Linked DNA regions of Homo sapiens: region 2 is linked to region 1. Evidence: chromatin contacts called from ENCODE Hi-C or POLR2A ChIA-PET data. All regions are on one chromosome and are shown on one strand. Each heading gives the region's core, a stretch centred on a gene start or an enhancer-like site at or near the end of the contact. The rest is flanking DNA. Distances are from core to core; before and after follow the strand shown. Region 1 holds the start of TPRA1 (transmembrane protein adipocyte associated 1). Region 2 overlaps RAB7A (RAB7A, member RAS oncogene family).

Region 1 (6,640 bases), core at 1,748-4,247:
GCCACTCTGTTTATTTTTATAAGGTCAGACTGATGAATTAAATAGGTACATGGTGGGGGATACCCTCCACACGTCTTTGGTCTTCAAGGGTGGCACCAGTCTCCGCCATTTTCTCTGGTGTGTGATGTTGTTTATGTGCTTGCTCTCTTGGCCGGGGTGGGTGGTGGTGATAGTGGGGTCTCAGAGGCTTTCACTTGACTTTTACTACCATCACTCTCACCCCATAGACCAAGGAACCAGTGCAGGCATTTTGTTTACTACACAGGATGTCTATCCCAGTGATATATTGAGCTTGATCTTGATGGTCCTATGACAGTTGCACCCACTTTGCTTCTCACGCCTAAGCACTACCATCTGGCGTCTGTTATCTGGGGATTGCTGTCATCCCCATGGCTATCAGGGAGCCCAGTTCTGTAGCAGCATCTCCTACTGTCAGCCGTGGCCACCCCTGAGCCTGCTGTAGGGTGATGAAGAACCTGAGAGTCAGATCTGTTTATTAAGCTACTATTCATTTAATGTTGCAGATGCCACGCTCTGTCCTGTGTGTAGTGGATACTGCAGTGAATTAGCCACTGCCTCAGCTCTCAAAGGCAGATACCTTTGGTTATTTCACAAATACAACAAAATCCCACAGAAACTTAGATATGGGGTTCAAAACTCAAGAGAAGAAAATGCAGAATTCTCCAAGTCTCAAAAGGCAGAAAAATAAAAATAGAGGGTTTAAGATTCTTCCTGGGGCCTGAAAGCTTAAGATGAATAACTCCTCCCTTCTCAGGCCCAGTTCCAAGGTGCAAGGCTACTTGTGCCAGCAAGATAGCAGAAGCAGGACAAGAGCTGGCTGGAAGACACCTACCGTGGTGGGAAGACATGTACCCGTGAAGATCGAGAAAGAGTCCATCCGGGTACAACGTAGCAGTTACGTCAGACTAGGACACTTCCTGTTTACAGGAGACTATAAAACCTTTGCCGCGTCCTCACTTGGGGCTGATGCCATTTTAGGCCTCAGCCCACCTGCACCCAGGCGCTCATTAAAACAGCATGTTGCGGCCGGGCGCGGTGGCTCACGCCTGTAATCCCAGCACTTTGGGAGGCCGAGGCGGGTGGATCATGAGGTCAGGAGATCGAGACCATCCTGGCTAACAAGGTGAAACCCCGTCTCTACTAAAAATACAAAAAATTAGCCGGGCGCGGTGGCGGGCGCCTGTAGTCCCAGCTACTCGGGAGGCTGAGGCAGGAGAATGGCGTGAACCCGGGAAGCGGAGCTTGCAGTGAGCCGAGATTGCGCCACTGCAGTCCGCAGTCCGACCTGGGCGACAGAGCGAGACTCCGTCTCAAAAAAAAAAAAAAAAAAAAAAAAAAAAACAGCATGTTGCTCCACACCGCCTCGTGTTGTGTGTCGGCGCGCTCGCAGGGTTCGAACCGATACAAGAACCTTACAGAGGGTAGTTATTAGGCCTGGTCACACATGTCCCATGACTTCTACTTCCTGGCACATGGTAGGGTGGCAGTTTCCTGCCCTCTGGAGGCTAGAAGCGGTGGCCAATTGAATGTGCGTGAGAGTGATGTGTATAACTTTCTGGGAGGAACTTGAGGAGCCACTGGATTCCCCACGGCTCATTGTGGCTGTGGTCATTCGTGATTACGCAGGCCGGCATTGCCCAGCCTCTCTGGCGAATATAGAAGCCTAAACTTAGGTATGCACATTTGGGTGTGGTCCAGGCTGGGAAAGTCCCAGAGGATCACAAGGTGGTTTCTTCCCCAATCTCCCTGTGTTTTTAGGACAGGAGCAAGGAGAAGAATGGGACCCAATCTCATTCCAGCCCAGCGGTGCTGTCGCAAGGTGTGAGTCTTGGGGTGCCTGTAATAACTGAGTGCCTACAATCTGCACGAGGCTCTGAGTCAGCCTCAGGATGCTGCAGGGGACATCCTGCAGCTTGGCTCTCTTGGCTCCATCCTCATGACGCTGGAATTCTATAATAGGGTGGGGAGACTGGACGGGGAGGCAGGTAAATGAAAACAATCAGGTGAGAATTAAGATGCTCGGAAGGAAATGAGACTGGACAGCCGCTCCAGCGAGGGTGTCCACAAAACCCTCTAGAGGACATGATGTGGCAAGGAGCCAGCTCTGCGGGGGAACAGGTGTAGAGCCAGGAGCAGGAACAAGCTTGGAACAGCCGAGGGACAGAAACAGAGACCCGCATGGCTTGAGTATGGTGAATGCAGCATCGATGCCAGGGGATAAGACAGGCGCAATCAGGGAGGGCTTTCCAGAGGAACAGGCGTGAAGAACTGTGGAAGTTAGAGTTGGGGAGAGGCGTCCTGGCTGTGTCGCTTCCTCATTGCGCGGCTTTGGTCAAGTTATTTGACCTCTCCAAGCCTCAGGTGGCCCTGTAAAAGGTGACTATAATGACTGCCTAGCAGGGTTGCTAAGAGGAGTGCCCGAGGCATGGCGGCGCCGCGTGGAGCAGGGCGCTGGGAGGCGGCGGCCCTGCGGCGTGGCGCGGCTGGAGCGCGTGGCGCCGGGGAGGGTCCCCGACACGCCTTCCCCCAAGCTGACCCCAGGTCACCCCTGCAGGGCGCCCGAAGCGCCCGCACGCGAGGGGGCGGTCCCCGGAGGCTCCGCCCCGACGGTCCGGCCGCGGCCCAGGCCGGGAGGTGGAGCGCGGCTGCCGCCAGCTGGTCCACTGACAACTGCTGCCAGCTGGAAGGCGCGTAGGGCGAGAGGTGGCGCGTCCTCAGCTTTCCAGTCTTCGATTCCGCCCGCTTTCCGAGTGAGAAACGCAGGCCTCTCTCTTCCGTGAAGCAGCGTCTTGTCTCTGCACCTCCTCTGTGCTGTCTCTTTAAGAGGTCAGCGGGCTGCTCCGCCTCTTGGGAATTTGATTGGTCTCTCCCACTTTTTTTTTTTTTTCCCCCAGTGATGACTTATTCCTATAGGCTGCTGGAGGTTAGAGGGCGGGCCTGAGTGATAACAGGGACTCTGGGACTCTGGGACTTGTGGGACTGTGGCCGTTTTCGCAATTTGGGCTGGACGAAAAAGACGGTCTTGCTTTCCCGGTCGCCGCTGTCGGGAAGGGCTGCAGGGTGTCCGCGAGACCCGCGGCCCGGCGAGCTGACCCCGCCTCGCCTTTCCTGCCTAGCCCTCATTCCACGGAGCCGGTCGCGCCCGGTCCTTGCGCGACGCTTCCCGGCCCAGGCCGCCTGGTCTGGCGCTGGAGGCCGGAGTCCCGCGGCCTGTGCTGGATCCGCGCACACCCAGTGGCGGCGGATGGGCGGCCGGGGCGGCCGGGGCGGCCGGTCCTGAGCGCGGCCCGGGCTGTCAGGTAAGGAGGGGCCTTCTCCCCGTCTCCTGCCGCAGCTAGAGGGGGAGCCCCGTCCCTCGCCCCGGCGGGAAGCCCAGCCGCCGTTCCCCTCCTTGCTCCGCGAGCGGCCCATTTCCGCTCGGGCGCAGCTCGGACGGCCAAGGCGGCGTTTGGGAGGGAAGGCCCTGGATGTGGGAACCCACGGGAGGGGTGCCGGGCAGTCGGGAGTCGCTCGGGGCGCGGGGGCACGCGAGGCCCGGGAGGGAGCCGCACGTAGCGGCGTCGGGCTCGGCCCCGGCTGGAGGCAGTGCGGGTGGAGATCCGGACCTCGGCGACCCGGTCCGGCGCGGGGTGGCGGCACGGGCTCCAGCCCCACGGTGGCTGCCCGCAGCGGCCGAGGTGCTCCTGAGCCAAGCCTGCCGCCGGTTCGGGGCTTTGCTGCCCCGTGAGGGGGCCATGTCGAAGCCTCCGCTCCCTCTGGACTCGGGGAATGCAGGTGGGGGCTGGCTTTGCCCTCTTCTCTGCAGTGAGGAGGGGCCGCAGGGTCGTCCAGTCCCCAGCGGGGCTTGGCGGTGCTGGAGATTCAGTTGTTCCCGTCATAACAACCTGTTGAGGGCTCGTGTCGTGCCAGGCCTTGTTCTAGGGGACCGAGTCCTGAGCACTCCCGGGATAGAGAGTAGTAAATACCCAGACGCGGCTCGGGCGCTGGAGACAGCTGAGAAGGGAAGGCTTCTCAGAGGAGGTGTCAGGAGAGAGCTGGGGGAGAGCCAGCCCAAAGGCCCTGAGGAACGGACCAGCTCAGCAGGTGGAAGGCAAGCAGGGAGGGCAAGGTGCAGGTCAGATTGGGCCCAGGCCTCCCCATCTTACTGGGGTCTCCGGCTTAGGACAGGGACCACACGCCTGCCAGCCCCAAGGCCGAAGGACAACAGGGGAGAGCAAAGTAACTTACTTGGCCTCTGCCCTATGGAGCCTTCCCCACCTTGTCACCCCTGGGCTCCACCCCTTCTCACCACCCTTAGGCCCTAGGGTTTGTAAGCTCAACAACCCGTCGGTGTGGGAAGCACTGAGGGCCCCTCTCCCCAGGGTTTCCTATCCGGTAGCTGTGGGTGGGGTTTGGTCAATCCTGTTGCACAGATGAGAGAGCAGGGAAAGCTGAGTCCCAGAGAGGAGAGAGAAGGCCTTACCCAGTCGTTCTCAGCGGGTCCTGCATTGCGTGACCATGACCTGAGCCTAGCCAGCATCCTGTCCCTCAACTGGGTGGGAGGGAGGGAGGCAGAGGCCCCTGGAATGTTGTGAGTCTGGGAGACTCCTCCCAGGTGGAAGAAACAGTCTGTCCCAGTTTCCCTGTTCCTGGGAGGCCTGGGGTTGCCCAGGGTGCTCTGCACCGCAGGAATTCCTCCTCTGAGAATCACCCCTGGGCTCCACCCCTTCTCACCACCCCTTCTCACCACCCTTAGGCCCCTATCGTGAGCTGACCAACCCCTCCCACTTCTTTGTCAGTGCTTGGGAGCATCAGTCTAAGAGAACTAAGTAGAGAAGGCTGAGGACTGACCCCTTCTCTGCCTCTCCTCTCCTCTGTATAAGGGGACAGTAATTGTCCTCTCTCCCTTAGAAGGCGATGCCATTGTTAAGTGTGTCACCACGTGTAAAGCACTGAGCACCATGTCTGCACATAGGAAGTGTGCATCCTATTAACTAAAAGTCAGTGCGGGCCAGGCGCAGTGGCTCATGCCTGTAATCGTAGCACTTTGGGAGGCTGAAGTGGGTGGATCATCTGAGGTCAGGAGTTTGAGACCAGCTTGGCCAACATGGTGAAACCCCATTTCTACTAAAAATACAAAAATTAGCCGGGTGTGGTGGTGCACACCTGTAATCCCAGCTACTCAGGAGGCTGAGGCGGGAGAATCGCTTGAATCCAGGAGGCGGAGGTTGCAGTGACCCAAGATCGCACCATTGCACTCCAGCCTAGGTGACAAAGCGAGACTCTGTCTCAAAAAAAAAAAAAAAAAAAAGTCAGTGCTTCAGTTATTTCCTAAGCTTTGATACGTAATGGCAATCCTGGTATGGCCAGCAGCCCCATAACCCCAGTGTGGTTGCTGGATCAAGTAGCAGCAGCAGGGGCACCACCTGGGAGCCTGTGGGAAACACAGACTGTTCAGCCCTACCCCTGCCCTTGGGAGCAGCATCTGCATGTTAACAACACCAGGGTATTTCCCACATCAGGTCTGAGAAGATAGCTCTAGAACAAGCCTGGTGCTCTTGACCCACAGGTGGAGAAGCCGAGGCCTGGAGAGGGGCACCTGGCAAGTTGTTGACTGGGGGCCTGGGCTCTGGAGACAGACAGCCTGGATTGCTGGCCTGGCAAGTGGCTGCCCCTCTGAGCTCCACGTGCACAATGCGGATAACATAAGTACCTCCCTCCCAGGGTTGGAGGCCAGGGCTCAGAGGTTAGGCACAGAGGTTACTACGTTGTTGGCAGGGGAGTGGGGGCAGGCAGAGCAGCTGACACCTCCTCTGTGTTTCCTCAGACCCCACAGCAATGGGGGCTTCACAAGAGGTCCATGGACCTGGGAACCAATTCCTTTCCCTCCTTGCCCTTCAGTCTCTTCTCTGGTAATCCCAGCAACTTGGGAGGCTGAGGTGGGAGAATTGCTTGAACCCGGGAGGTGGAGGTTGCAGTGAGCCGACATCGCGCCACTGCACTCCAGCCTGGACGACAGAGCAAGACTCTGTCTCAAAAAAAAAAAAAAAAAAAGAAAAGCAGCAACCACCTTTGTACATGTGTCACTTTTGTAGATGTTTACATCCCTGGTTTTGTTTGATCCTTACGGCACCCTTATTAGGCAGATGTTGTCCCCATGATACTTGGAGGGGGAGTGACTCACCCCAGGTCACACAGCAAGCACGTGGCAGAACCAGCAGTGCAGCCCCGTCTTGTTGACTCCAAAATCTGTGTTAGCTGGAGGTTTTTCACTGGTGAATTAGAGAAGTCAGACTCAAACTGGCCTAGGCAGAAAAGGGGATTTGTTGGGTTTTATAACTGAAAAGTCCAAGCGGGTAGGACTGGCTTTGGATGTGGCTGAATCCAGGGGCTCCAGTGAGCTCATCAAGATCTGTCTCCATCCGTGTCTCAGCTCTCCACTCCTCCGCGTCGGCTTTACTCTGAGGCGGGTACCTGAGCGTGAGGTCAAGGTGGTACAGCCCTGACTTACTGAGCTCAGCAGAGAGTGTTTCCTCAATTGTCAATGAGAATCTGCCCTGAGACTTTTGCTCTAATAATTTATTCTAATAATAATTTAGATCAAAAGCCTCAGGGCAGATTTTCATTGGCCAGGGTGATG
Region 2 (6,640 bases), core at 2,747-5,246, 1.2 Mb before region 1:
GCCACTGCACTCCAGCCTGGGTGACAGTGCGAGGCACTGTCTCAAATGAATAAATAAATAAATAAATAAATAAATAAATAAATAAATAAATAAAAATTAGCTCGGTGGGTGCCTGTAATTCCAGCTATTCGGGAGACTGAGGCAGGAGAATCGCTTGAACCCAGGAGGCAGAGGTTGCAGTGAGTGGTGGGGAAGGGAAAAAAAGGCTGGGTGTGGTGGCTCACACCTGTAATGCCAGCACTTTGGGAGGCCGAGGCAGGTGGATCACTTGAGGTCAGCAGTTCAAGACCACCCTGGCCAACATAGTGAAACTCCATCTCTACTAAATACACAAAAAAATAGCTGGGTGTGGTGGTGCGCACCTGTAGTCCCAGCTACTCGGGAGGCGGAGGCAGGAGAATCGATTAAATCCAGGAGGCAGAGGTTGCAGTGAGCTGAGATCACACCACTGCACTCCAGCCTGGGCGACAGAGCAAGACTCTTTTTCAAAAAGGAAAAAAAAAGAAAATAGATAAAAAGATGATAAAAGGATATGCAAAGATATTTGGAGAATATTTATGAAAGTGACTGATTTTAAGAATGGGAAAAGGGATTTGCATAACTTGCTTTGTTAATAGGTTTCACTGGTGTACCAATGCTGTTTAATAATATTAAAAAGAAAAAAAACAGGAAATACACTTCAACCTCCAGACTCCTACATGATAGAATTCATGTTTGTTTCCTTCCCTTTGAGTCTCTACCCACACGTGTCACAAAGCAGTGACCGTGAGACCACCTTACGTCTTAATGTCTAATATTCCTCTGAGTGAATTAAGCATTTAAATAGCCATTCCCGCTCTTTATTTAATATAACAAAAATTTGGAAAAAATGCTGTAATCTATGGGATTACTTCCTTGAGATACAGCAACACCTGTGTGAGGGTTGATGGGTGGGTAGATCTTTCTAGATTCTGACTCGTAAGATTATCACAGGCCACATGTGGCACAAGCCCACTGAGAAAGACTGGGACAGACAAAGCTGGCAGGCAGGGCAGTGGCAGGTCATCAGCAGCAGCAGTTCTTGCAAGAGTCCATACAGAAGATGGCTCAGGCACAGGGAGACTGTGCCGACTCAATACCTTGACTCAGAATGCTCAATCCTGGGGGTGCAAGTATCTCTTTTGACAGCTCCTTAGGCTCCCCATAAGGACATGCCCAGCAGAGTCACTGTGTTCCATGAAACAAAAGCCTGGGTGGCCCATCACTTATCCATGGCTCTTTCCCATCCAAATGTAATTTACCAACCAGGGGACATTTTACCACAAGGACCATGCCCAGAAACAAATGTTATGTTCTGCCTTATCTAGCTCCCAGGGAAACAGAGCTAGAAAGTTAAACAAAAGTCAAATTCTCATGCAAGGAAAGGATTTTGTCAACTGTAACTCACAGATTCTGTTTAGGGATGGGATTTCTGAGTCCAGAGCAAAGTTTTGGCCAGGCGCGGTGGCTCACGCCTATAATCCCAGCACTTTGGGAGGCCAAGGAAGGTGAATCACCTGAGGCCAGGAGTTCGAGACCAGCCTGGCCAACATGGGAAAACTCTGTCTCTACCAAAAATACAAAAAATTAGCTGGTCGTGGTGGTGGGCAACTAATCCCAGCTACCAAAAAGGCTGAAGCAGGAGAATCGCTTGAACTCAGGAGGCGGAGGTTTCAGTGAGCTGAGATCACACCACCGCACTCCAGCCTGGGCAACAAGAGCAAAATTGTCTTTAAAAAAAAAAACAAACAAAACATGAAGAAGTTTTCATGATTTTTGCTAATTCACTTTCCTGAAAGATTTTTCCCATTTATACAACAATCACTATTACAGTGGTTAGCACGAGTACAGGACCTAAATGAGAAAAATAATTTTACAGAGAAAAAAAGAATTTGAATAAACAGTCTATGGGAGCCTTAATGTAAAGACTTGCATTCATGCATTCTCTCCTATTTAAACAAGTCCAGGGTTGTTGTTGTTGTTGTTGTTTTTGAGGTGGGAAGGGGAGGCTGGGGAGCATTTAATATAAACAATCCCGTTTTTATTCATAAAAATAAATAAATACACAAGAAATGTCCCTTCCCCTAAAACACAAATGACAAGAGACTTGCCTTTACAGTCTTGAAAAGCATGTTATAAAAATACAGTATTAACAGTGGGGTGCTGGAATAGGACTAAACCGATCAATGAAACAGACACCAGAAATGAACAATTTTGACAAATATGGCATTATAAAATTCAGTGGCAAAAAGATGAACAATTCACTAAATGGTAAGAGCCAGAAAAATTTTGGTGAGAATTAAGATCTCTACATCTCCTCTTCCAAGAGATTCCCAAAGGAGTAAAGATTTAAATGTAAAAATGGTTACACATGAAGCAGAAAGGAATATACACAAATATTAGCAAGTTGTTCCATGTGGTGGGATTACAGATGTTTTTGTTTCCTTATACTTAACTGTGACTCTTAGAGGAGCACATTACCTTTACACTCAAACAGCCACCTCCACTTTGGAGAAAAATGTTAATCTGTTGATTTTTTCAAATCAATTTCTGATGACAAAAATCTCCACTCATCATGTAAGACAAATTACATTTAAATGCAGATTTTCATCTTCACTCAGGGCTGGCTAAGCATTTCAGAGTTGTTGCAAATGGTACTAAACAGCTGATACTAAGAATTCCACATCTTCTTTCACCAGGACATTGATGGCTTTAAACTGGCAAAAGTTAAAAGGTATATTTTTGTACTTAATGTTCTCCCAGATCAAGAATGGGACACTTGTTTCTAGAAAAGAGCCAGGGGCCAGGCGTGGTGGCTCATGCCTGTAATCCCAGCATTTTGGGAGGCTGAGGTAGGTGGATCACGAGGTCAAGAGACTGACAAATCCATCCTGGCCAACATGGTGAAACACCAGCTATACTAAAAATACAAAAATTAAGCTGCGCGTGGTGGCACGCGCTTGTAATCTCAGCTACTTGGGAGGCTGAGGCAGGAGAATCGCTTGAACCTGGAAGGTGGAGGCTGCAGTGAGCCGAGATCACACCACTGCACTCTAGCATGGGCAACAAGAGTGAAACTCCATCTCAAAAAAAAAAAAAAAAGCCAGGAACAAAACACACTAAATGCAACTTTTGCTACAAGAAGCTGCCCAAGCAGAGTTAGCTTCAAAATGTCCAAAAGCAATTTCTGCTTTTGTTATCAATTTCTATTTCCATCTTCATGGATTTCTGAAGACTGAAATTATTTTTTAAAAGCCTATGGCCAGGCATGGGTGACTCATGCCTGTAATCCCAGCACTCTGAGAGGCTGAGGCGGGCAGATCACTTGAGGTCAAGAGTTCGAGACCAGCCTGGCCAACATGGTAAAAACCCATCTCTACTGAAAATACAAAAATTAGCTGGGTGTGGTGAAACACACCTGTAATAACTACTCGGGAGGCTGAGGCAGGAGAATCACTTGAACCCAGGAGGCAGAGGTTGCAGTGAGCCGAGATCGCATCACTGCGCTCCAGCCTGGGCAACAGAGCGAAATGAAGTCAAAGATTTAAAAAAAAAAAAAAAAAAAAGGCTACAAAGTTTGAAATTTCTAACTGGAAAACAGTTCTCTAAAGCACCGACCACTTCCTCTCACAGGAGAATCTGCAGCCAGCAGAGTAGAAAGGAAGAAAGAGTTACATAAGATCTCTGAGACCTGGTCCTTCAAGGAAAGCATTTTAGATAACATCCATTAATCCATGTATATATTAATATCCTCTAAAAATTTTCTAGAATAAGGTATATTCATAACACATTTCTTTCCTTCTGCCACCAAACCAAACCTCACCAGTGTGCATCGGAAGAAGCTCCTCAGAGCGAAACTACCAGTATTGGTACCAGTATTTGAACGATGAAACAATTCTTTCTTTCAAGTACAATGTTTCTCATAACAAATCAAAAGCTGGCATCTTCCTTTATTCGCCTGCAGTCATCACCTTCTTCATCTATGCCACAGAAAAGCCAAATGGCCACATAAGCAGACAAAATAAGGAAACATGAGCAGGTAAAAAGATCAAGAAAAATATTGTTCAAGGGCTTGGGTGGGCAGAGGTCGGTGGTCAGAAAGAGGTTAACCAGGAATACACAGGGGTACCTAGGGGAAGGGCAAAGGACTGCTATGGTGAAAATGAGGACAGCAGGGAAGGGCTAGGAAGTTGGGGGTCAGTTAGCAATTCGAAAGTCTGAATTCTTGCAGGTAGGATAACAGCTCACGTGGAGGTGAAGGCTTTATGGTGTTGCAGGAATTGAAAGCAAAGTATAGTAGTACCCACTTATCCATGGGGGGTAGGCCCCAAGACCCCCAGTGAATGCCTGAAACACAGCAAGTACCAAACTTGTCATCCGTCAGGACACATTGATGATGTTCATGTTTTCCACCTACAAATTTAATGCTTTTTCCATTGTAACTAACCACTCATCATATACTGTGGCTTTTACCTTTTGCAGTATGAGGTGTCACAGCAAAATTAGCATGATTTTCTTTTTCCTTCTTCACAATTTCAAAGATAGAAAATATGTTCTCACAAATTTTAGCAACCTCGGCATACAATTTTTTCACTTTCCTTATTAAGTCAACAATTTTTACCTTTTCACTTCAAGAGCTTCTCTGTGGCATAACCAAATTGCCAGCATCTTGTGCTTTGGGACCATTATTAAGTCAATTATGAGTTACTTGAACACAAGCATTGCAACATTGATGTGATAACCAAGACAGCTACTAAGTGACTAACGGGCAGGTAGCATCTATGGTGTAGAAACCCTGGACAAAGCGATGATTCACTTCCTGGGTGGGATAGCACAAGCTTCATCAAGCTAATCCAAACAGCACGCAATTTAAAACTTATGGCAGGGTGCAGTGGCTCATGCCTGTAATCCCAGAACTCTGGGAGGCTGAGGCAGGAAGACTGCTTAAGGCCAGGAGTTTTGAGACCAACCTGGGCAACATGTTGAAACCCAGTCGCTACAAAATATTTAATACATTACCTGGGCATGGTGGTACACTCCTGTAAGTCCCAGTTACTCGGCAGGCCGAGGTGGGAAGATGGCTTGAGCCCAGGAGTTTAAGGCTCCAGTGAGCTATGATCGCTCCACTGCCCTCCAGCCTGGGTGACAGAACAACCCTCTGTCTCAAAAAGCAGACAAACAAAAAGAAACTTAAGAATAGTATTTCTATAGTTTCCCGTTTAATATTTTCAGACCACGATTGACTGCAGATAAAGAGGATTACTATATCTGCAAAGCCATCAAAACAACAGTGTAAAATGCAGGAGATGAAATTGAACCAGGTGTTCATCACATCCACAGTCAGACAGCAACGAAGTGGCAGAGCTGGAATTACCAGGAGTGTCAGCCCAGGTCCTACCATGCCATTTTGCAGTACCAGCTCTCACCCAAAGGAGGATTCTGGCTTGTGAGGGCTGGGACTTTTAACAAGTCTTTTATGGCAATTCAGGCATACACACCAAGTTTGGAAACCACTGATGTGAAGAGTCTACAACTACTGTTCTGATTTACATGTTGTGCCCGATCCAAAACCGTAATGATAGCACTAGATATTTGAACAAATGCTAAAGGTTCAACAAAGCCATGACAGTTAAACCAATTAATGTTCTATAGTTTGTTAACATTTTTAGTTGGTTGGTGTTTCCAAGTTGCCTGTCTGCAACAACTGGGTCCTAATCACAGTTGGCTTTTCTGCTCCCCTGCACTGTTCCCACCCTAACTATGGTATCAAATTGTAGAAAACTCAGGAAGGTACGAAAGAATGAAGACAAAAAGCTACTGACAATTCCATCTCCCAGAAGCAATCACTATTAGTATTAGAGTATATGTCTTTCTAGTTTTCCTTCAAATGGTTGAGGTTATATACCATGTATAACTTTGCATCTTGCTTTTTCTATATTAAATATCTTCCCATGTTATTAACATTAAGGTTGCATGATATTCAGCACATGGATAATCTCAAAATTTCCCTTGCTGCTAAGTATGCATTGTTTTCAATTATGATGAGATGAACCTACATATACACTCTGTCAGCATAATCTGATCAGACTCACAAATGTTTTAATCACTCGGCATTTCTTGGATTAGTAGAATACATTTCATCCATGTGTCTCTCATTCTGCTGATGGTCTTTGCCTACCCTGCCTACTAGAATGTGACTTATTGCACATATGATCTAAATATAGCACTGGGAAGGAAGCATCATAGGGATACAGAGTTCGGAAGTAGCAGGCTTCTGAGCAGATTCCAAAGTAACATTCCACACTTTCACCAGCACGGAACATGGGTAAATGTCTCTCTGTCCATCTCATTTTCTTCCAAGACTTCATGCTCTGTATATGACCATTAGAGAAGACCCAGCAGTCATCTTGCCCTCAAAACTGATTGACTTCAAGGCTCAGAGTGAAGTAGGCAAGCAATATTTGCTCATAAAGTTTTGGAGAAGGTCATGAGGAGAGACCAGAAAGGCATCGAAAGTCACATAATACTACTGCACTGGGCATCAAGCAGAACAGCAGTGTCTGTTGTAGGCAGACTCTTCTCAACTTCCCAAACTGAGGAATCTAATTAGGGCCTGAATAGT

Evidence for each region. Hi-C counts contacts between places; a loop is a spot of excess contacts on that map. ChIA-PET counts read pairs that join two places held with the same protein, here RNA polymerase II (POLR2A). Pooled maps may share reads with other maps.
Region 2: a pooled map shows a loop between it and region 1 (5-fold over the local background). The contact joins the enhancer-like site here to the promoter of TPRA1 in region 1. A Hi-C loop is called at or near these places in 1 of 50 pooled maps. POLR2A ChIA-PET finds 5 or more read pairs at or near these places in 2 of 52 experiments (activated CD4-positive, alpha-beta memory T cell and activated T-cell).

What each region holds. Positions count from the first base shown.
Region 1 is chr3:127,587,090-127,593,729 of GRCh38, reverse strand. It overlaps TPRA1 (transmembrane protein adipocyte associated 1), which reads left to right and starts at 2,997. Exons shown (of 11, transcript NM_001136053.4): 1 at 2,997-3,320. It overlaps MIR7976 (microRNA 7976), which reads left to right and starts at 6,554; the gene lies at 6,554-6,619. RefSeq lists silencers at 2,345-2,674, 3,175-3,644 and enhancers at 3,378-4,054, 4,055-4,732.
Region 2 is chr3:128,786,272-128,792,911 of GRCh38, reverse strand. All of the region lies in intron 1 of RAB7A (RAB7A, member RAS oncogene family), which reads right to left. Among named protein-coding and RNA genes, the nearest start is that of MIR12124, 57 kb to the left of the region's middle. Within about 2 kb of position 3,996, at least 10 of the 41 ENCODE cell types and tissues checked have a DNase peak (open chromatin) inside an H3K27ac peak, as active enhancers do.